Linked DNA regions of Homo sapiens: region 1 is linked to region 2. A link is a loop called in an ENCODE intact Hi-C map of the cell type or tissue named here. Cell type or tissue: K562. All regions are shown on one strand. Each heading gives the region's core, and the rest is flanking DNA. Links, peaks and the distances in the headings are about the cores only.

Region 1 (11,319 bases), core at 4,060-9,059, 710 kb before region 2:
ATGGTTTGGGGCCAACAGTTGAGTCCACAATTTTCTGATTGCCAAATTGTGGCAAGGCAGTGTGATCTAGGATCTGGTGAGTGGTATAGTGGTTTCCTGATCCCCAGCTTCCAGATTGTTGCAGAGATAGTTCTCTAGACAGGTGAGCTCTCTAGTGTTGTTCTGGAACCCAGTCCACAGCCCACTCCTCCAGCCCCTGTAACTGTGGGCATGGGATTCCCTGTAGCCAATCCTTTCTTGCTAAAACTACTAGAATGGTTTCTATTATCTGCTTCTGAATCTTGTTTAATACGAGCATGGATAGAGGTCAAATACTACATAACAAAGCAGCAGTACACAGAGATTCTTATCGTTTCTAAGCCGCAATTAAAGAGAAAAAAAAGGATGCATTCAAGGTAAATTTATGTATTTCAGTAATAAGCACCATGGACTTTGTGGTCTTGCCACACCCGTAATCCCCAGAAACTGGGTGTATCAGTCAGCGTACCACCGGCAGGAAACAGAAGGCTCATTCACAATGGAAACTCTGGGGAGACTTTAATAAAGACTAGTTTTGGCCGGATGCGGTGACTCATGCCTGTAATCCTAGCGCTTTGTGAGGCCGAGGCGGGCAGATCACTTGAGGTCAGGAGTTTGAGACCAGCCTGGCCAACAAGGCGAAACCCTGTCTCTACTAAAAAATACAAAAAAAGAAAAAAAGAAAAAATTACCCAGGCATTGTGGTGGGCACCTGTAATCCCAGCTACTCAAGAGGCTGAGGCAGGAGAATCACTTGAACCCCAGAGGCGGAGGTTGCGGTGAGCCAGGATTGTGCCACTGCACTCCAGCCTGGGTGATAGAGTGAGACCCTCCTTAAAATATAAATAAATAAATAAATAAATAAATAAAGACTCGTTTTTACTTATCTTTTATTTCTATTTATTTAATTTTTTAGAGACGGGGTCTCGCTATGTGCCTAGGCTGATCTCGGATTCTTCCCACCTTGGCCTCCCAAAGTGGTGGGATTACAGGCATGAGTCACCATGCCCAGCCTAAACGAGTTTTTAAAAATATAGACTGGGCATAGAGAACCACAGGGGTCGTACAGTGCCCCTAGACCTGAAGCAACAAGTGGAGGAATCTATTATGGAAATTTGAAGACAGCTAGGTAGAGAGGGTGCTTTACTGGAGCTGTGACCTTTGGTTGCCGAATGCAGTCATGGCAACCTCACAGGCAAGGTGCAGGGAGGGAGCAACCTTACACTCAACTGTTTTTTCAAACTTCTGCACATTTGCTGAGCTCACCTAGAAGCCACAGGACACAAGCGTGTGCTGTAGTCCTTATAGGACAGTCTGCCAGGGTGGAGAAAGATGGAACGTGGATCTAAAGGGCAAATGGGAGATATCCAGCACACCACGTGAAAAAATTAACAACCTCAGTGCAGTAAGAGATCATGAAGAACGCAGGCTGAAGTATTTTATGCTCCTGAATTTATAATGTTCACAGATTAAATTTATTCTTTTTTTTTTTTTTTTTTTTTTTAGACAGAGTCTCACTCTTCGCCCAGGCTGAAGTGCAGTGGTGTGATCTCAGCTCACTGCAACCTCTGCCTCCCGGGTTCAAGCGATTCTCCTGCCTCAGCCTCCTGAGTAGCTGGGATTACAGGTGCGCACCACCCCCAGCTAATTGTTGTATTTTTAGTAGAGATGGGGTTTCTCCATATTGGCCAGGCTGGTCTCCAATTCCTGACCTCAAGTGATCCACCCACCTTGGCCTCCCAAAGTGCTGGGATTACAGGCATGAGCCACTGCGCCTGGCCTGAGTTTATTCATTCTTTTTAAAGATAGTCAACACAATCTACTCATGTGATTTGAGGTCGTTTTGCTTAGTTTAGCACACAGTGCCGTGGAGTATGAGAAGTGGAAAGCACTCTAGAGATCTCGCTGAACACCCTTATTCCATAGATGAGGAAGTCAAGACTTAGGAACATGACACAAATTCCTCCAAAGTCACTTATCCAAAGTTGCATAATCAGCATGCACACCCAAATCTACTGATGCCCAGTCCAGAGCTTCTTCCACTATTGGCAGCTGAAATCCATGCTGGACGTGCAAGTTGTGCTCATTACAAACTGCCAGACTGTGATACAGCTGTGGTCTGAGCCTGGAGCATCCCTCTGCCTTAGTCTTATTATTCTCTTCATTTTAAACATTTACCTGAGAAGCTGAATTCCAAAGACACTTTTCCTAAAAATAACTCAAAGACATGCAGGAGGAAATTAGCATACTGTATTTTCTTCAGCTATAATTTACAGTGTGTAATCTAAAAATGTGCAACAAAGCAATGCTAGTAGTGCAGAGAAAATTCCCCTGGGATATTTGGTTCCATTTAAAAACACCTCAGTATGGGGGGGATGTGGGAGCAGCAGCCTGTGACACACTTCCATCAGGGCAAAATGTTATTCCAGTGATTCACAGCCAGAGGCCTGACAAACACTTTGAGTCGATATAAAGGTTCTTGCCATCAGGATAAAAATGAGAATTGCAGTGGGTGGTCCCATTCTAGCCTCATGTCTCCTTCTACTTCTGTCCTGGCTTAGGTGGTTGCCCTGGAAACAGTGGGGTAGCAAACAAAACCATTTGGAACAACTTTTAGAAAGCCTTATGTACAGAGGCCTGATGTTTATTTGTTGCTGCCTTTTCCAAAGGCTTTCTTCCCCTGAGAGGGTGTGCTTCTTGGACTACCTTGAAAGCTAGTTCATGTTAAAGTCTTTGGCAAGGTCCAGTTGGAGGGCTGGCCAGAGTTTGGCAGAGAATAGGAGAAAGGGGCTTTGCTTATCATTATTCAGCTTTGGATCCCCACACAGATGGCCCTGATCTCCTCCTCCCCCACCTAAGAATTTTTCTAAAATGACACCCAAGTTTTTCTTGGCAGAAGTTATAATTCCTGGCAAACAGTTCACTGCAGCTCTAATTATGATGACAGCTTTAATGGAGAAGATAATCATATTAAATGGTTCTTATTCACTTCCATGTGATGAATTAGTGATTACCATAAAATGTGTTAAGCAGCTAAAAGTAAGGGGAAGGGATAATGTACTGAGCTACAAGTTGAGGTTTTAGGGATTCCAAAACTGGGTAGGAGATAGGATAAAATGAATTTCATCAGATACCAGGGGTGATCAGGTATCAAGGGAGGGTATTCTCAATAAACTGACTTGGCAGGACTCTTCCTAAAACTACACCAGGCAGGCCAAAGACAGGATGGGGACCAGGGGAGAGGCCTAGTCGAGAAGAGGGTTCAGGGGAACCTGACTAAAGTTTGGTAAAGAAGTCTTTATCATATCCACCACTTGTACAACATACTTTTAAATACTGTGACTCAGATACGGAAAGGTAAGAATGAAAAGGAGGGAAAGAGGAAAGGAAGAAAGGAAGGGAGGGAGGAAGAAAGGAAAGTTTGTAAAATTGCCTTCCGAATTCAGGCTCTTCTGTACGTTGCTACAAAGTTGTCTGGGGTGGAGGGAACACATTTGGTCTTTGAAACAGCCAAAGGACATTAAGGGCCAGTCTTAAAAATAAGGAGGAGATCAAACTGAGTAACACTGTATGACTATAAAGCAATGGGCTGGTGGTTCTTGTGTGGTTTATGAATAGGGTGACCAAACTCAATCCATTTTGCCTGGAACTTTCTCAGTTTTAGGACTGGACATCTCCCTCAGTTCCAGGTAAATCAAGAAGATTTGCCTAAGACTCTCCCAGTTCTATAGCCCCACATTCTGGAAAACAGAAATAATCAGTCACCCTATTCATCAAAAGAGCTCTGAAGGTAGTTCCTAACAAGAAGTTCCAAAATCATTTAGAGCCATAGCACCTGACAAACTAGGCTTCCAATATAAGGGTTGTTCAGAAAACAAAAACAAAACAGCCTCATTCATTTAGTCACATATTATGTGAGAAAATAAATATTCACCCTGACTCCTATTTAATTAGAAGTACCTTTACTTAGATACTTTGATTCAAATACAGGGCCCAAACACCTCTCCACAAATGTTTGGTTGAAGAAAGCTTATTTACCTAATTAGAATATTTATGTGCCATCATGCATGTTTTATTTTTATATTAATATATCTCTTTGTGTTTTATTACAAAAATCTTGCTTTAAAAAAGACATTCAAATTTGTTTTTCATTCATCTGTAAGCTACAATACATGTAGTTACTATGTGTAGTAATCAAAGTGTGTGTGTGTGTGTGTGTGTGTGTGTGTGTGTGTGTGTGGTCTTCCATGAGGAAGCAACCTTCTTTATCCTCATCTTCTCTAAACCCTAATTCATTTGTACTTTCACTCATTTTCCCAAGGAATATGTTATTCCTTTAGAAGTCATTTTTAATGGCTAGAGAAAGATAAAGAAGGCTAAATAGGAAAGCCTTGCTCAGAAAGCCCTGTTGCTCCTGCTGCTGCTTTGAATAACACCTTATGGTTACACTATGTTATCCTTCTAAAATCTACTTTACATGGTTTCTCATATGTGTGAAGACCTTCATCCCTGAGAAGTGAGGGCCTAGGCAGGCTGGGAAGAGATATGGTAGCTGGGAGCCTGGGACATGTCTGAGGCTCATTGGAGCTGAAGAGGTAGAGATTCAGGGGAAGCATTCTACGGAGAAGCTGAATTTAAAACCATTTGGGCAGTACCAAAGAACCATCTTTTCTAAAAGGTTGGGTAGAGACAGAGTATCCATCCAAATATGAGGACAAACTGGGAAAATCCATTGTGAGCAAGCAAGTTTAAAACACAGCACAGAGGGAGAAGGTAAAAAAAATATTTAAGGTAGGTTTCTTAATTTTTTTATAGGATGCCAGCAGCCTTAGCCTGATGTGGGAGGAGGCTCTAATCAGGTCTGGCTCTTCTTCCACATTCCACTCCACTGGGTGGTGTTTTTCACTGGGTGACTACAAAGTCTTAACATGTTTAGGTGGGTTCTTAGTTGAGGTGGGAGCGTTTCATGTGTTTGCTTCTCTAGCAGACATCCTTTCTCAAGGACAGGTACCAGATCTGGCAGTGGCACTTCTGAGAATCCAGAACCTTTTGCAAGACACGTGGGCTCTTCTAACTCAGTTGTCAGGGTAAATTACTTGGCTCTGTGTCTAGGGCAGAGTCTCAGTGAACTGAGCTAGCATGAGCTGGCTGAAACAGACCTCATCTCTGCTTTTACTAAGAAAATAGAAACAACCACAAGACAACTGTAACATTTCCCACCAGCATTCTCATTAAGTTTTGCCTTTCCTTCCTTGATGATGGAAAAACTGTCCTAGACTCTTAGTCCTCCTAGACCTTGTGACTTAAGCCCTGGATTCCCCATCACCTACTCAAAGGCTTTGCTCTTTTCATCAATCACTGTCTCCACCATCTCTACATCTCCACTCTCTGTTTGATCATTCCCATAGCAGATACACATGCTATAATATCTCCTGTCTTTAAAAAACCTGTCTTCTCTAGAATTACACCCTCCTCCAACTACTCCCTCCTGCTTCTCAGGCCTCCTTACATCATCATTTCTAAAGCAAGTTGTCAATACTCAGTGTCTCTCCACTTCCTCATTTCATGGTCTCTTTTCAGTCTTCTCCAATCATGTTTGCTTCCCTATGATTGCACTGAAGCCATTCTTCTCAGGATCACCAGTGAGCTCTACATGTCTTAAATCCTCTGAACAATTTCCCAGCCCTTCTCTTACTTGACCTCTCAGTGGATTTTATTTCACTTGGTGAACCACCTGGAATCTGAGTCAACGCACTGTCTCGGTTTTCCTCCTGTGTCCCTGGATTGGCCTCTTCTGAGTCTGCTGGCTCCTTCCTCTTATTCCTCATTTTTTAATTTCTTTAAACATCTTCTGTTCTTTAAATACACTCGTTCACTTTATAGGAGATCTTATCCAGTCCCATGGCTTTAATTTCTGTCTCTCTGTCAATAACTCCCAGATCTATATTCTCTAGCCCTGACATTTCCCCTGAGCTCCAGACTTAACATATTCTGCCACCTACTTGACATTTCCATTAGATGTCTAATAAGCATTTCAAATTGAACATTTTCAAAATAGAACTTGGTCTTATCTCCCAAACCTGTTTTTCTTACAGTTTTATACACTGCAGCTCCTGGCTTTACCATTCATCCAGCAGCTCAGGATATAGACTTGAGGCTCATTCTTGACCACTCTATTCCTCTTACACTCACATATCATAAAAACCCAATTGTGTGGGCCCCTGCCAGACCTGACTACCTCTATTAGTGATGGCCAGGACGGGCTATCTTCAAAATTCCCAGCAGATGATTTCCAGGATTAGTGCTGTAGTCTTCCCTCGTGTGTCTATGGCTCCCAGGATTGGGTATGAAATGGTAAACCCAAAGTGCTTGAGGAAGGTGACTCTGGTGCAAACTGAGTTCCCGCATCTAATTTAGCCACTCCAACTCTATGACAAGTGATTCTTAATCCCAAGGAAGAGGAGCAATTATACTCTTTCAAAAGCCGGTTTCCTAGAGAAGGAAACCCAGAGGTGGAGACTTCAGGGCTGGGTCTTCCAAGCACTAGATATTGCTCATCTCAGTGGATGGAGACATTCACGTGGACTGGGCTGGGTCAGGTAGGTCAGGGGAAGGCAGGAATACCTTAAGTAAGGCTTGTTAGGAGACTGCATCTGCATCTGAGAACCAAGAAAAGCCTCCATCCCTTTTGAGCATGTCAATTATTACAACAGACTATGAAAAGAAATGTGTAGGGAATTGTCTAATGAATTCCAGGAATTGATAAATATATTTGATAAATCATGTGGGCTCTTCCTCTGGGACTACAAACACTTGAAGCATAATGCAGATGTCTCGACTGGACAGAATAGAGCCCAGTAATTCTTCCATTCTCTTGGACATGTACTTTTCAGGGTTGGCCTGCAGGTGGTGGTGTAGCCCACAGAGGACTTGAGGACCTGTCTGGACAAAGGACTCACAGGATGTTAGATTTAGATTCGTATATTAGGATTTTGTCCAAGTAGCTCATGCCTCCTTGATCCTGCATGAGAAGATGACTAGGGCCTGCACAGCCAAAATGACACCATAATCTGCCAGATCCCCCCTCTCCCATTGATGTCAAAGCTCTTGGACCAGTAAGCTGGGTTATCTACAACCTCTTCCCTGTCCAGGCAGAGGATAAGAGAAAAACTCCCTCCCAGATACACTCAAAATGTACTTCCCACGTGAGGTTGCTAGTGCCTTTGAAGAGAGGGCATCTGTGGGTTAAGTGGCCAATTCATCATGGTGCTGGTGTTGTTGCTCCCAGACTCAGTACATGAAGTTAGCATCCTCCCTTTCCCCACACATTCTCCACCCCTGCCAAAGCCTTGGAAATAGAATTGCTGTCCATCACTGGCTTGGCAGGAAGCCACACATATTTGTAGTGGGGTCACAAATTCATTCACTCTGTACTCAGATGTGCGAGGAAAATATAGCTTCTGTATTTCTCCATAACTCATCTACTCATCCACAGGGAATTGGGAAAAAAGGACCCTAAATTTATCCCCTTCAGTTAAACTTAGTTCAGCTCAATAATTCAGATGCCTTCTTTATGTAAATTATCTTTAGTTTCTTTAGGTAAAATACGGTCTTTACATTTTCTCTCCATCTCTTTGTTGTCCTCCAAGTTAGTGACTCTGTCTCTGTTTAGTGGGGTCTGTAAGAATTTAGATGACCCACGCAGCAGAGATATTATCTGAATCCTCACTAACCAAAGGTGAAGTGGCTAGATTTTCTGTTTACTGGACTGGTGACCACTGAAGGTTGATTTTTCTGGTTTGGCTTTTTGAGGTAAAGTAATTTCCTCTGGAATCTGTGTTTCTGGCCATCTCAAAGTTTCTACTCAGGTACCTCTTTGTTTTAACCAGAGCCCTTTGGCGTACCTCTGTGCTCTCAAAACCTCTGTCTCATCAGAACACACGGGACTTGCTAGATCACCTGTACAACATCCCGGCCATGTAAGCCCAGGAGTGATGGCTCAAGCTCATCTATCAACCCACCTACTATACCACCTCCTCACCATCACTCCTTGCCAAGACTCTGGCCTCTGGCCTTCTCACTTCTTGTCTTCCTCATTTCTTCCATAATCCCTTGGAACTGGAAGGGGCAGTCTTTGGGCAACTCATTCACCCATGTACTATCTCCCTTCCAGGGTAGAGCAACGCATATCATGACCTAGCTTTCATAGGTGGTAAGGTTATCTTCTTTTTTCTTAAGAAAAAAACACTATGAGTTGAGGGCCCCATCTTAGTTCATGGTATGCCTTAAATCTGAATTTAAAAATCCTTTCTGGACAAAGCCTAAGTCTTGCTATAGATCAGTACGAACAATAATCAAAGCACAAAGGTCAGAAATTACTTTGTTGTTTTAGAGTTATGCTGTGCAATATGGTAACAGCTCCATGTGTCTATGTAACTTTAATTTTTAAATAATTAAGGTTTTTAAATTCAGGTCCTCAGTCATACTAGCTACAATACAAGTTTTCAGAAGCCACATGGGGATAGTGGCCACTATGTTGGACATCAAATATATAAAACATTAGCAGCATCACAGAAAGTTACATCGGACAGCTATTCTAGAGGCTGTCTACCCTTTTCCCTTTTCTGAGGCACTAAAACGCTTTTTCTTTTTGGTGACGGAGTCTCACTCTGTTGTTCTGGATGGGGTGCAGTGGTGCAATCTCAGCTCTCTGCAACATCCACCTCCCAGGTTCAAGCAGTTCTCCTGCCTCAGCCTCCCAAGTAGCTGGGATTACAGGTGCCCGCCACCAAGCCCAGTTAATTTTTGTATTTTTAATAAAGATGTGGTTTCACCATGCTTGCCAGGCTGATCTTGAACTCCTGACCTCAAGACCCACGTTGACCTCCCAAAGTGCTGGAATTACAGGCTTGAGCCACCGCTCCTGGCCTAAAATGCTTTTTAGATGGGTGGGAGCTTCCCAGAGAAAAAACAATTACTTATAATGGCCGCTGCTCTGCACTCCCAAGACGCGGGTTAGTCGATAAACCCCACCCACTTCCCCAAGTGCCGGTGGTATTCTTCTCTGTTTCTCCTAAGGAGAGGCTACATAATTTATGGAGCCCAGTAAAAAGCAAAACTTTATTCACAAATTATTTTAAGTTTCAAGCTATCAACACCAGAGCATGAATCCAAGTACAAGGTCTGAGGGCGGGTCCCAGTGTGACTGCATAGGGCTCGCACCTAGGAAGCTGGCCTTCTTTGAAGAGAATTGCACCCAACAGAGATGTCAAGGCAGCACTGTGGGCTCACTGGGGAATTTACTTATGAGCAGCAATGCCAGAGCCCACAGCTGCACTAGTGCTGACCAGGCTCAGATGTTAACTCTGACAGCTGCCCAGGGAATGCCTGTGGCTAGATGGAGCCACCCAGCCAAAAAGAAGTGACAGGAAATAAGGGCCCCAACATGTTGTATTGGAAAGCCCATTGCTGGAAGCTCTGGACATGTCAGCTGCTTCCAGCTGGGCATGTTTCTATCATAGCCAGGGTTGTGTCCAGCCAGGAAGGCTGAGACCTGTCAAGTCCATCATTTTAGAAACTGCTGAAGGATGGGGAAAAGGCAACACACCCAGGAACTACGGCACAGAGAACTATGGCCAGCTTTCTTACCTGGACTCTGGCTGTGAGCAGAGCATGGTGTCCAGGAGCCTGTGTGCAGAGGAGGTCTTACCTCCCCAACCTGAGAGACAAAGGGATTTGAGGTGGCTCACGCCTGCAATCCCGGCACTTTGGAAGGCTGAGGCGGGTGAATCACTTGAGGTCAGCAGTTCAAGACCAGCCTTGCCAAATGGTGAAACCCTATCTCCATTAAAAATACAAAAATTAGCCAGGTGTGGTGGCAGGCGCCTATAATCCCAGCTACTCGGGAGGCTGAGGCAGGAGAATTGCTTGAACCTGGGAGATAGAGGCTGCAGTGAGCTGAGATCGCACACTGCTCTCTAGCCTGGGTGACAAGAGTGAAACTCCATCTTAAAAAAAAAAAAAAAAGAAAGAAAGAATCTACTAGTAAGTCAAGTAGATGGAAACAGAGGAAACCAGACAAAAACAAAAAGATGTGAGGTGGAAGGTGAGACTTGGAACTTGTAAATAGTCTGTAAGATAAGTAAATTAACTCCCACAGCTTTTTAGAGTATAGCAGATTGGTACCTACACATAGAAATAATTGGCAAAATGCAGTAAAAAATAACTTTTAAATAAACAGCTGAATGCAAAAGGAAGAAAACGGTTTTAGAATAAAGAGAGAGGACGAAGCCGCAGTGGGTTCAGCCTGACTTGACCCCAGCTCAGCTGATAGGCTCAGTGGTTCTTGTGCAGAATTCTCCTTGGATGCCCTTGTTGCTCATATTGACCCCTGGCTTTTGGCCTGGGGGACCCAGGCCCCAGGCCACCTTCTCTGTTTAGGTTCAGAAGCTGCAAAAGAGAACTGCCTGAATTCCCTGAGACACAGGCTCTGGAGACCCAGGAGAAGTCCTTGGAGGAAAACCTTGAAGAGCTACTCCTGCCATGAAGAGGGAAATAGAAAAGTCCAAATCCGCAGTCTGAAAAAGTAGTATGGAATCCTGGGCTTTTCGTTTCTCCCAGGGGTCTTTTAAATTTTAATCCTACCTTCTAACTTCCAGTATAGAGGAAAGGGGAGAATAAAGAAAAAAACGGCTGGGTGAGGTGGCTCACACCTGTAATCTCAGCATTTTGGGAGGCCGAGGAGGGCAGGTCACTTGAGGTCAGGAGTTTGAGACCAGCCTGGCCAACATGGCAAAACCCCATCTCTACCAAAAATTCAAAAATTAGCTGGGTGTGATGGCGCATACTTTTAATCCCAACTACTTGGGAGGCTGAGGCGGGAGGATCACTTGAACCCGGGAGGTGGAGGCTGCAGTGAGCCGAGATCATGCCAGTGCACCACTTCAGCCTGGGCAACAGAGTGAAAAAGAAAAGAAAGAAAAAGACTAGCTCAACCTAATAGAAAGTAGAAAAGAATAAAGAATCAAAGTTAAAGAATAACTGGCTGAAGGAGGATTGCTTGAACCTGGGAGGCAGAGGTTGTAGTGAGCCAAGATCGCACCACTGCACTCCAGTCTGACTGACAAAGTGAGACCCTGACTCAAAAAAAAAAAAAAAAGATAAATAGAAAACACAACATGAACCATGTATCAATAATCAAAATTCATATAAATATTAACATATTGAATTTCCCTACAAAAAGATGGAGATTCTCAGGATTTTTAAAAATTCAGCCAAGAGACTACCTAGAACTTGATGACA
Region 2 (11,319 bases), core at 2,923-7,922:
CACAAGACTGGGTAGGCCCTGAGCTGTTTCTGTAGTGGCCCAGTCAGCCCTCGGTGCCTGACAACGTTTTCGAGATGATCCAGTCTGTGTTTGAGTCAGGTTGCTCTGTTCCGAGTTGTGCGTCTTCTTATTATCCTTGTACCTATGGCCCTAATGCTTAGCCATTTAAAGAAGCCACCATAACTTTCCTATAATATTTTAGGATTTTATTCTGGAGTTGCATGTTGTTTACATAAAGAACATAAGTCTGTGTGACTTTGTGAGATGAGAGCCTCAGGGGAACTAAGGGGAGTATTGCACTCAAGATAGTTGTATTTTATGGTAGGCACTAGTATTTGGTGCTGATTCAATCAACAACCACCTACCTGGCTAGTATTTTATCTGAGTAGTGTCTCTTCCATTTAACACCTTCTGTTCATCAAGTTCACCAACCTGTGTGTTTCCAAATTCCTTTTTGCCTGTGTCTGAGTCCAATTCATGGATTTTGTTGATGACAACTGCCTTTACCCAAATGGACCTTTGTTCTGTGGGGTAGTGTTCTCTTAGCGATTCATTTTTAGTTATTCTAACTGTAAGAACCATCTGCATAGCATAGTAAATACTGGAACATTAGGTGTGATGCTGTGTGTCACAGGATATAAATTGCCAAGTAGGTTTAGATTGTTGTAATGTATAACTTGACCTCGAATTTCAAGCATGAACATTCAGGTTTTCAGACACCATCCTGAATTCCCACCACCAGCAGCCTTGGCCATGTATTTCTGTAGCACGTTGTTTGTCTGCCCCTTCATTCCTGTGGATGTTTTTGGGTAAGTCAACTTTCCTATTTGGTCCTTGAATTTCAGAACCAACAATGCCCTTCTATCTCTGACAGCTTTATTTTGATCTTCTTCCTCATCACGGATTTAACAGATCTGATTGCTTTGCAGTGTGACTATGAAGTTCCCTGTGCCACCCGTTCCTGTGGCTACCTGGTTAGTAGGTGACAGCACTGTCCTTTCCCTGCCATTTGCAGGGAAATCTGAGTCAGACTACCCAGGAGCAGAAGCAGTTGTCTGAGAAGCTCAAAGAGGAGAGTGAGCAGAAGGAGCAGCTAAGAAGGTTGAAGAACGAGATGGAGAATGAGCGGTGGCACCTGGGCAAAACCATTGAGAAACTGCAGAAGGAGGTGAGGGGCTGGAGGAGGAAAGAGGAAGTAGGGCCAGATGTCTTTGTTGGACCCAGTCCCCTCTGAGGGTCTGGTGAAAGCCTGGGAAACCTGCAGTAGGTCTAAGCACAAAAGTGTCAGGGATTTGCAGATCCCAAGAGGCAGCTCTTTGGATTTGTTGAAAAGATAGACACTGGTCTAGAAAACATTAATGCCAGTACCCTCTGGATTCTGGGCACCAGAATCACCTCTTAACAGTTAGTAGAAGAAGGCTGTGTGTCAGTGCAGATGGAACCAATGTTGAGTGAATCAGAATCGACATCTCTGTGCAGAGTCTCTACCTTTGCATCTCTATTGCTTGTCCAGGAGTGTGAAAGGCAGCTTCAGAGCTCAGTAGCTGCTGCTCTTTCTCTTTATGTCTGCCCCACCATACCCAGAAGGGGTAAAGGCACAAAGCTGGCAGGCTTTCTGTATTCTGGGAGTTGACACGAGTGTCTGCTGTTTTCTGACATGTATTATGTACCAGGCACTTTACTAACTATTTTGTTTCTAACTAGAATTTTATCTGTATCTGCTGATAAAATTTTATCTGTATCTGTGGATACTAATTCTGACAACAACCCTGTAAGGTAGATATGATTTCGGTGTTTCCAGTGTGGACATGGCCAGGGCCCAGAGAGGTTAACGACGTGCCCCAGTCATGTACTGGTAAGTGGCACAGCAGCCCTAGGACCCTGAGGCTGTGTGCCTGGCTCCAAAGGACGTGCCTGCTCACTCCTCCATGCTGCTTCCAAGTCACAGGTGCCCACACCTGGCTGACTCAGGATCAGGTGCTGGGCCATCTTTGAGGGGGCCATAGAAGAAAGGGAGAAGAGGAGATGTGCTGTGTGTTGAAATGGGACCCAGACCCTGGTCTCAGAGCATCCCAGGGTGGGCTCACACCCGTGTCACTTCTTCTAGATGGCAGACATTGTTGAGGCCTCCCGTACCTCAACCCTGGAGCTCCAGAACCAGCTGGATGAGTATAAGGAGAAAAACCGCAGGGAGCTCGCAGAAATGCAAAGACAGTTGAAGGAGAAAACGCTGGAGGCAGAAAAGTCCCGACTGACAGCCATGAAAATGCAGGATGAGGTAATGCCTGGCCAGATAAGTTCTTCCTTTATCCCTTATTCAAAGTATCCTTTGCCCTGAAAGTCTTCTGTGAGGGACTTGGGGGTAGATTCGTGAGACAGCTTTGGTGCTTGACTCTTCATTCTTCACCTTCTGGATGGGTTCCGTGGGCAAATGGCATTCTGGAGCACAAAGGACCCACCGGCGGACTGTGAGGCTAAATGGACACAGCTTTAACCTGACCATTTTCTTGATGAATCTATAATTTTTTGCCTAAAATGTTTAGCTGCCATTTATGGAGCAGCCATGATGTGCCCAGCTGTGTCCAGATGATTTATTTATATGCTTTCATGTTTTAATTTAATCCTAGAATAGGGATTACAGTAACTGACTGTTTTTTGGCCATTGATTTTTGAAAATACAGACTTTTATTGGCATGAGGGTGGCGGACAAGAGTTTCACAACAACAATAATGGCGAGTAAAAGAAATCCTCAGGAATTTATGAGTATTGAAATGATTAAAACATTCGTTTTATATTTAAGAATAATTGAGCAAAGAAACCCAAATGCTAGCTCCCTTCAGGCTTGGCCTCTCAAGAACTGAGAAAAAGAAAGGGGATGTTTTTGATTGTTTTAATGGAAAGCCGGAGGCTTCAAAATGTAAGCACAGCCTATGCTGATTTCTAGCTATACCTCTTGCCAACTGGGTCACCTTGAGCAACTTAACCCCAGTTTTCTGAGCATATGTTTCTACCTCTTTAAAAATATACCAAATATTAGTGACTTAATTAAATGAGTTAATATGTGAGACTGTGTAGCAGCGAGTCTGTACATCCCGGACACTTCATAAATATTAATTTCCTTTTCTTTAATTTTAGGGGCTTATTTTTCATGAACAGTGCCGAGAGCACCAAGATTCCACAGGAAAACATTTTTTTCTTTAAAAAACAAACTTTAATTTCTTTGATGATCAAAGAAAAGTCACCCATGAGTCAGTGCTGAAACTGTGTAAAAGAACAATAGATATTTATTGCAGGCTTCTAGAACACTCTTGAAAGGCCCCTGATAATGGATCCCCTTTGGCTCAGGGTTATGTGATACAGGACTCCAAGTAAGCAGTGAAATTAGCGCACTGACATCACAGTTCTCTTTGGTATTAAAAAAAAAAAAATCACATTCATTACTACAGCACAGAGGCAGAAGGATTCAGGTATCTGCCAGAACACCAACAAGCACCTGGTCTGATTTGACTTCAGAAGATCACAGTGTCACAATGACCCCTGAAAAGTACTTCCCGTTGCGTTTTATATAATGATTTTTATGATAGAATCCTTGGGTTGGAAAGAAACATAGAGATCCTCTAGTTAGATAAGGAAACTGAGGTCCAGAGAGACTAGTTAAGGCCAGATGGAGACCAGTATTGTTTATAAAAGAGCAGTCCTTCCAAAACAAAAAAAAAAAAGGATTCCTTGCAAGGAAAATAAAGATGGCCCTTCCTGGATTTTTCTCACTGATGCAGCCCTGTGAGACACTGTTTCCATGTGAGCAACAGACATGGACACCTCATCATTCTGCAGGGAAACTGCAGTGAGATACCACCCTTGACTAAGTTGGTAGAGTGATGGAGTTGTTTAAAACAAAAGTGAATTAACAAGCCAAGGTCTCTCTGGATCCTTAAAAAACTCAGGCTCAACTCTGTTCACTGCCCCTCTGCTTGTGTTTTGATTGAGCTGGTTGAAGATCTTGGTTAAAAAAAAACCCCAAAAGCTACAGGAGTCCGTTCTAAGTGCTGTAATAGTGGCTGCCTTTGCTTTGAGAGAAATAGGCATTTTTCACCCATTCTACCTCTGATAAGCATGATCTTTAGAGAATCGAGACTTAGTGATTACCATTGTTCAGTTTATTTTCTACATCTCTTTTAGCAAAGGGTGATTTTAACTACTTAAAGGTAGCACTAGGAAGTTCAAAAGTTGTTTGCTTGCTTATGATTCAGGATACATTGTTCACAGACACCATGCTAGTTAATCTCTTCTGCCGGCCCTCGTCAAGGACTCTGAGTATGATGGGGCCCTTACCGGGTGTTAGGAGGGACCTGCTGGGTGTGGAAGGTGGGGCTGTGCTGAGCAGTGGAGGAGGGCACGCTGGGCATTGGGAAGGGGGACAGGAAGGAAACGCAGGCTGCACATTTGCCTGTCATTCTTTCTGACCCTCACACTCATGTTCTTTCTGGGTATCATCTCATTTGATTCTCATAATAGCTTTAGAAGGCTGATTTTATAATTATCCCAATTTTGTGAATGAGGAAACTGAGTCATAGAGCGTTTTTGTTTTTTGTTTTTTTAACGCTCTGGAATATAGCACATCCTCTGTATCCAGAAAATGTCCCATCACTGTTTTCCATGGGGTGATTTTCATTCTGTGCTTTCATGTACTTTCTGTCATGGTAACCACTAAAACCAGATGTGGGTCTTCATCTGGAGATGTCATCTTCAAGGCTAGGCTGTTCTCTTAGAAATGCCCAGTGCTCCTGTCAGCCTCCCAGAGAAGAACACATTTCCTCAAGCTTTTCCACGGGTTCTCCAAAGCTGTCCTCAACTACTGGGGCTTTCCAACTCTTCTGTGCCAGACACTGCAGAAGGGTGGCATTCTGTAGCGGAGATGGCCATTCACTTTCATATACTCTGAAGGAAACAGACCCCCTGGTGTATTATTCTATTCATGAGACTAGCTCTACTCAATACTAGTACCAACTCCAAGAGGGTAGGACACTTAGAACAAAGCAGACAGCCTGCGGCTTCACCAGATCAGCCCACACAGATGTTTAAGGAAGACCTACTGTGCCCTGAGCTGGCTGGTCTCCCCAGGGAGCTTCTAGAGAAGTTCAAGACACTGACTGGCCCTTGTGAATCAAGCTGTTTTGTCTGTTGCGCTTTCTTCAAAGCTGTTAGTTGAGTGCCACCTTGTGGATGGAAAAAACAACAACATTATAAATTAAGCTAGCTAATCATGTTCTTCTACAAAGCAGTGGCTTTCCCTAATGTGCCTGTGTATGTTGTTAGGTTTTTTGCCAGTAGGTTGCTTTGCGGTCATTAATTCAGTTGTGTGTTCTTTTTCACTGAGTTGAAACCTCTTTTGAGGTGACAGTGATACAGGTAGACAATAAATTACCCCCTGGGAAACATGTATTTAGTTAAGGGGCTCTCGAGAGGTTTTAACATGACCTAGTAAAAACGACATTTTGCATTCAGCTGAGCACGGTGGCTCATGCCTGCAATCCCAATACTTTGGGAGACTGAGGCGGGCATCACCTGAGTTGAGAAGTTCGAGACCAGCCTGGCCACCATGGTGAAGCTCCATCTGTACTAAAAATACAAAAATTAGCTCAGTGTGGTGGCATGCACCTGTAATCCCAGCTACTTGGGAGGCTGAGGCAGGAGAATTGTTTGAACTCAGGAGATGGAGGCTGCAGTTAGCCAAGATCGCACCACTGCACACCAGCCTGGGCAACAAAGCAAGACTCCATCTCAAAAAAAAAAGACAAAAAAAAACTATATCTTGCAACCCAGGAATACACGCATCTGCACAAATATATGAATGTCTAGCACAAAAGATTTGCAAATCAATATTTGCTAATACTCTGCTATTTTTTTCTGTTCTATTTAATTAAAAAATGCTGGTCAATATCTACCAAATAGAATTTGTAACCTAATAGGTTGCTGCCTGTAGCTGGAAAACCTCCTCTTTTTACAAAAAGGAAAGTAAGGCCCAGAGGGAGGTAGGACTTGCTCAAGGTCTTCTGATCTCCCATATTGTGGGAGTCCAGCTGATCTTCCTTTTGGTGGGGTCAGCCTGTGCACTGTCTGTGGAGGTCTCTATGCTCTTGATGCACCCCAGAAAACCATCCCAGCTGTCTCTCCTCCTAGATGCGTCTGATGGAGGAAGAGTTACGGGACTACCAGAGAGCTCAGGATGAAGCACTCACAAAAAGGCAGCTTCTGGAGCAGACGCTGAAGGACCTGGAGTATGAGCTGGAAGCCAAGAGTCACCTCAAAGATGACCGCAGCAGGCTGGTCAAGCAGATGGAGGTCTGTGGGCCGTACAGTGTGAGCTGGGGGACCTGCAGAGAGCGAGGCTGGGCCACGAGAGAAGCAGCCTCTTTGCTCTCAGCTCAGCCTTTGGGAAGTCTTGGATTTTTATTCTCTCCCACAGCTGGGTGTAGTGAGGTTATTTCTTGATTGAAGGAAGGGGCCAGTCATTTATAGACTCAGGACATCAGAGCTAGAAGGAATGATGGATATAAATTAGTCTAACATTCTCATTGTCTTGAGAGGAAATGGAACAGATTCTCAGGGACATTAGGTGATTTTGCCTAAGGGCACAGATAGTTCCTTTTCTGTTTGTTCTTTGGGGCAGTGCTTCCAGCTAACTAGAAGGAACCAGACTGCTGCATGTCCAGAGAGGAGCCTCCTAGGAATCATCATTCTTCATTTGCCACACCACATTCTCCATTCTTGCTTCCTGTTTCTGGCCCATTTTCCCTTAGAGGTTATTGGGCTTTGCCAGAGCTCGCAGCACACTGTGGCTCAATTTACTGTGGTATACATAGTATGTACATAGTCCAAGACAGCATATCAGAAAGTGCTGAATGCACTCACCAGATGGGGGTGATCTAGTCACAAGCTGAAAACACCACATATTAGAAAAATGTAAATGAAGTAACAGAATCTAAGTGTGAACAGTTCACTGAGGTTGACAAGAAGAACCTTAGAATCACTCCATCTGAACTTTTAAAAAAGAATAATTCTTAGGAGCAAAACTAACCCCCAGAAACACACACACACACACACACACACACACACACACACACACACACACACACGCCCCAGTAGAATTTAGAGAGAGGGAGAGACACTGAAAAAATGGAATTGAGAGAGACACTAAAAAATAGTCTCAGTCTTTTCAGAGAAGTTAAAATTGTCAAAGTTTTGATAAAAGACAGTGCTCAAGGCCATGGAGAGATGGCTTAAATTCAAAATCAATGGAATTCCTGATTCAACTTTGCAAATAAACAGAAATAATTTTCAAAACGTCCAGGGGACTTAGTAGCTGTTTATATCTAGGGAGTGTTGTTTAAGTCATTGAAGATTTTATTAGATGGGCCTCTTTTAGAGACTAGAATAACCTGATTACAGTTTTATTGCTCTTTTGTTGGACTGCTGTACATTTTGCTAATGTCCTGGCTCTGATCTCTTTAGGGGAGGTAATTCTAAGGCAAGCTAAGGTCAACCCACTTAACTAGAAACTGATTATTCTAGGGCCTTAAACAACCTGGCTCAAAACAAGCTAAAGCCCCTTCAGGCAGTGGAGGAAGAACCTTTGGAGTAATGGCCCTGGCCGGCACCCTTAACACTCCTGCTGGGTTCTGTGCAGTATGGCTTTTAGGCAAGAAGACAGTCTTATAAAGAGGTGCTTTTAGCTGGTGATTGGGTTGTTAGGTCATTTCCACTGCTATATCCTGACTAAAGAGATCGTTTCCTTTGGCCGACTTAGGTCTAGAAGGAGTGGCATAGCTAAGCTTCATTTGCCCCTTTGCAATATTTAGCTATTTTCTCATTAATTACAAAATGAATGGCTCTGAAGACCCTGCTACCATGAGATGCGCTTGAGGGGTGTTTCGTCCCCTAAGAGGCGGCAAGCAGGACCGTCTTGCTGTGACTACGTCTTGCCTGCTCCTTCACTAGCACTTAAATTAATTTTCAAGACTCAAGAGCTCTCCTAACGACGGACATTTTCTGTAAACTCAGGTGGCTGTTGTATGTAAATGCAGCTCTTGTGGATCCTGAGTGATGTCTGACTATAGTGAGACTGGTCTTGGAGGCATCAGGAACCACTGAATAAACAGGAGGCTTCGGTGCAGGGCCCAGCTCCAATCCAAGTTGGCCTTAGAGATGCTTGGCTCCTGGGTGAGGGTTTTCTAACTTCCCTATAGGTTTTGATCACTACCTGGGGGCCGTTCACAGACAGTCACTCACTCACAAGAATCCTGGGTGTTTTATTGTGATAAATAGAATAATATTTAGGGATAGAGGTGCCCATTGCTTGTCAATCCACTTTGGCAATTGCAGAGACAATATTTATATACAAATGCTGCAGGTTCACATTTAAAACTTGGAATGCCAATTGCTTTTTAGCATTTGTGGCTCTGAGTTTACTTAGACCTATGACAGATTGGCTGGTGACAGGAGAAACACGTGCTCAAGGCTGACAACCCCCAGTTGTAAGTGGGGTGGTTTGTGTTAGAAGCCTCTTTTCTTCATACACAAAGCTGCTTTGAAATGTTTTTCTCTGAACACTCAATTAGGTTAGATTAGGAGCCAACAAAGAAACCACCAATTATTATTCTGAAGTGATGATGAGTTTAACAGAATTGGTTAGCACTGTCTTTTGGTTAATCCAATGCAGGTTTGGGAGTGCATCGTGCAAATGCATGCTGTTCCTTAGAAGGCTTAGAAGGCTGCTGTAGATTGACTCCTGCAAGGCTCTTGCAGACAAAAGATTGTCCGGAGCGTCAAGTGTTTTTTCCACATTGTCTTTTAACAGGCACTGGCTTGGGTAGATCTGTTTAAAGTTATTGATTCACAGGGAGAAACAGAGACTTGACAGAAACATGCTCAAATATCCTTAGTGTTTGCATTAGGGTTTGGGATAATGTTTTTTCTTCTTTTATGTGTTTTCTACATAAACATTTTATGTTACACATTTTACATTACAAGTCATGAAACACATAGTTTAAGAAATATCTGCTTTGGGCAATGTAAGAAATAGATATATTGTTTTTCCAAACTCTAATGGTAGTTAGCTCTCATTTGCCCTTAGGATTGTTTCTCTGTGGGGGAGCCTTTGCTGTTAATCCCGGTCAGTGCAAGTTAAGTCAACTGTGTTTGTGATTTCCTTCTTAGGACAAGGTGTCTCAACTGGAGATGGAACTGGAAGAAGAGAGAAACAACTCAGATTTGCTGTCTGAGAGGATCAGTAGGAGCAGGGAACAGGTACTATTCTATAGGTGAATGATGCGTGGATTGTCCTGTGTGAAAAAGGAACATGAGGGGTTAATCCTGGGGCTTCAGTTAAGTCCAGGAGAGAAAAATTCATGCCATCTAGAAATTGATGGAAGATTGAATAGTCATCACCATAGTGAGCTTCTAGGAGAGACTTTGACCAGATTACTTGTATTTTAGATTTTAAATTTTACTCCTTGGTCAGATTATTTCCTGATCTATACCTAGCATCATTTCAAGGTTTTTAGGTTTTGATTTCATCTTTTTCATTAAGAAAGTGCCAATGCTAGTCAAGAAAGAGTGAAGGGCTTTCTAAATGTTGATATACAGTTCGTCTAGCACCATTTCCAGGCTCTAGGCGTACAACTGGGTAAGTTGTCATTAAAAGCACATTCTATCATTAGAAGTTTCTACATGTATCCACAGGTGTCTTGTAAATGAAGGGCTGAGACTAGTGAATACAAATTAATTATCTTTGAAACTGCTGCTGAGTGTTCTGAATCCTCTTCCCAAAATGCTTCCATATTTTATCTGTCAAGTGGTTTGGGCATGCACTGGGGACACAGAAACTAGTTAACAGTACCTCTGTTTCCTCGTGATCTCACTGCTCTCCCCAGATCTCACTTGCCACTCCCAGTCTATCTCAAAGCCCCTCTGAACCTTCACTTAATTAAAAAATGGAAACAGAGGTCAAAAGCCTTTGGATAATACTGCATGTATTATCTGCACTTCGCTTGAGAAATTAGTTCCGTCATCTATAACACGAGCATAACTCTCCCCGATTGTCTCACAGTGTTGTCATAAGGATCAAATGTAAGTGAAACTCCTTCCAAAACTGCAAAAAGCATTCACTTGGAAAGTACTGTTATTGAACGTGAATGCTTCATAGGTGTGTGTACTGCTAATTAACTTGTCAAGGAAAAGGCTGCATCGTAGAGCCTACTTTCTGTTGCACCTAACATGGTGCTGGCTACCACATTCCACACACTTGCTTGTTGAACTAATGACCCTTAGAGCCTCAGCCCTAAAAGGCACTTTTCCCTCTATGGCCAATAGATTGTTATTCATAACCACTTGGGAAACTTCCACTTTCTGCCTTATGTTTTTGTCTTCTTTTTCAAATCTTCCCTATTCCAAAGGGCACTTTCCTCTGGTCTCTTCTGCTTATTCACATGGACTTCCCTTTCCTCGGTTCAGGGTGACCAAGAATTGGAAGTTCCAGAGCTTGGGGATAGCACCTTATGAGCAGGCAGCCCTGCTCAAAGTAGAACGTGAATCCCTGGCTGCTTTTCCGTATTCTTTTAGGTCCCTGTTGATAGATTTCTTTGCAAACAAGTGGGATACTCATGCTCCTTTGCTCCTGAGAGTGAAGAAAGTTGCAACCCAGCTGTGTTCCCTCCACCCTCCTCATGGAGAGTGGGTTCTGTCTGCGTGTTCCCAGGCTATGATTTATCTGGAGCTGCAACAGCTTATCAGGCCAGAGCTGCACAGGTTTAGAGAGGGACCTTCCTGAAAATCAGAGGCCCAGATAGAGAGCTCAACCTTGACATCTCCTCTACTGCCCGCCAGGGTTGTTACTGAAGACTTTGTTTTCTAAGTTCTCTCACTGGAATAAAAGCTGTTTTGTGATGAGCCCCTGCCAGCCTGGCTAAGTAGCGACGTTCCCCCCAGACATGTCAGGATCCGCTAAACATTCACAATGACAAAGGATGTGACCATGGATTTGTTTTGCCAGCGCTTCTTGTGGCTTATGCTAAGAGGAATAGTGGGAAAGCCTGTCATCCTATCAGTAATGAGGCCGTTACAACAGACCTTCAGTTCCATGTTTATATCAGAAACAAAACACAGACATTGAACCAGAACGTGTCTGCTTCCCTTAGCTCAGCTGACAGCCCAACACTGACAGAACTGATCATGCAGAGATCTGGTCCCAGAATTGCTCTGGACACTTCTTTTTCCTTTCAACTGAGCACTTGGATCATGGGGAATAGAACTGCTGTCCAT

Evidence for each region. Hi-C counts contacts between places; a loop is a spot of excess contacts. Peaks named below come from ENCODE experiments on the same cell type or tissue, not always from the same donor. Only the 100,000 strongest peaks of a DNase experiment are listed, where the experiment ranks them.
Region 1: a loop joins it to region 2, with 4 times the contacts of the local background. A loop is called at or near these places in 13 of 110 quality-filtered maps.

The regions. Positions count from the first base shown.
Region 1 is chr15:56,814,974-56,826,292 of GRCh38, forward strand. No RefSeq gene overlaps it. Among named protein-coding and RNA genes, the nearest start is that of LINC03065, 66 kb to the right of the region's middle. RefSeq lists an enhancer at 9,194-9,363. In K562, for the core only: a CTCF peak has its summit at 6,927 (motif pointing right); a DNase peak (open chromatin) is centred at 6,928.
Region 2 is chr15:57,522,474-57,533,792 of GRCh38, forward strand. CGNL1 (cingulin like 1) reads left to right here. Exons shown (of 19, transcript NM_032866.5): 11 at 1,016-1,168; 12 at 2,108-2,278; 13 at 6,181-6,342; 14 at 9,217-9,306. Among named protein-coding and RNA genes, the nearest start is that of GCOM1, 64 kb to the right of the region's middle. RefSeq lists an enhancer at 4,817-5,400. In K562, for the core only: a CTCF peak has its summit at 5,220 (motif pointing left); a DNase peak (open chromatin) is centred at 5,188; H3K27me3 peaks cover 589 bases.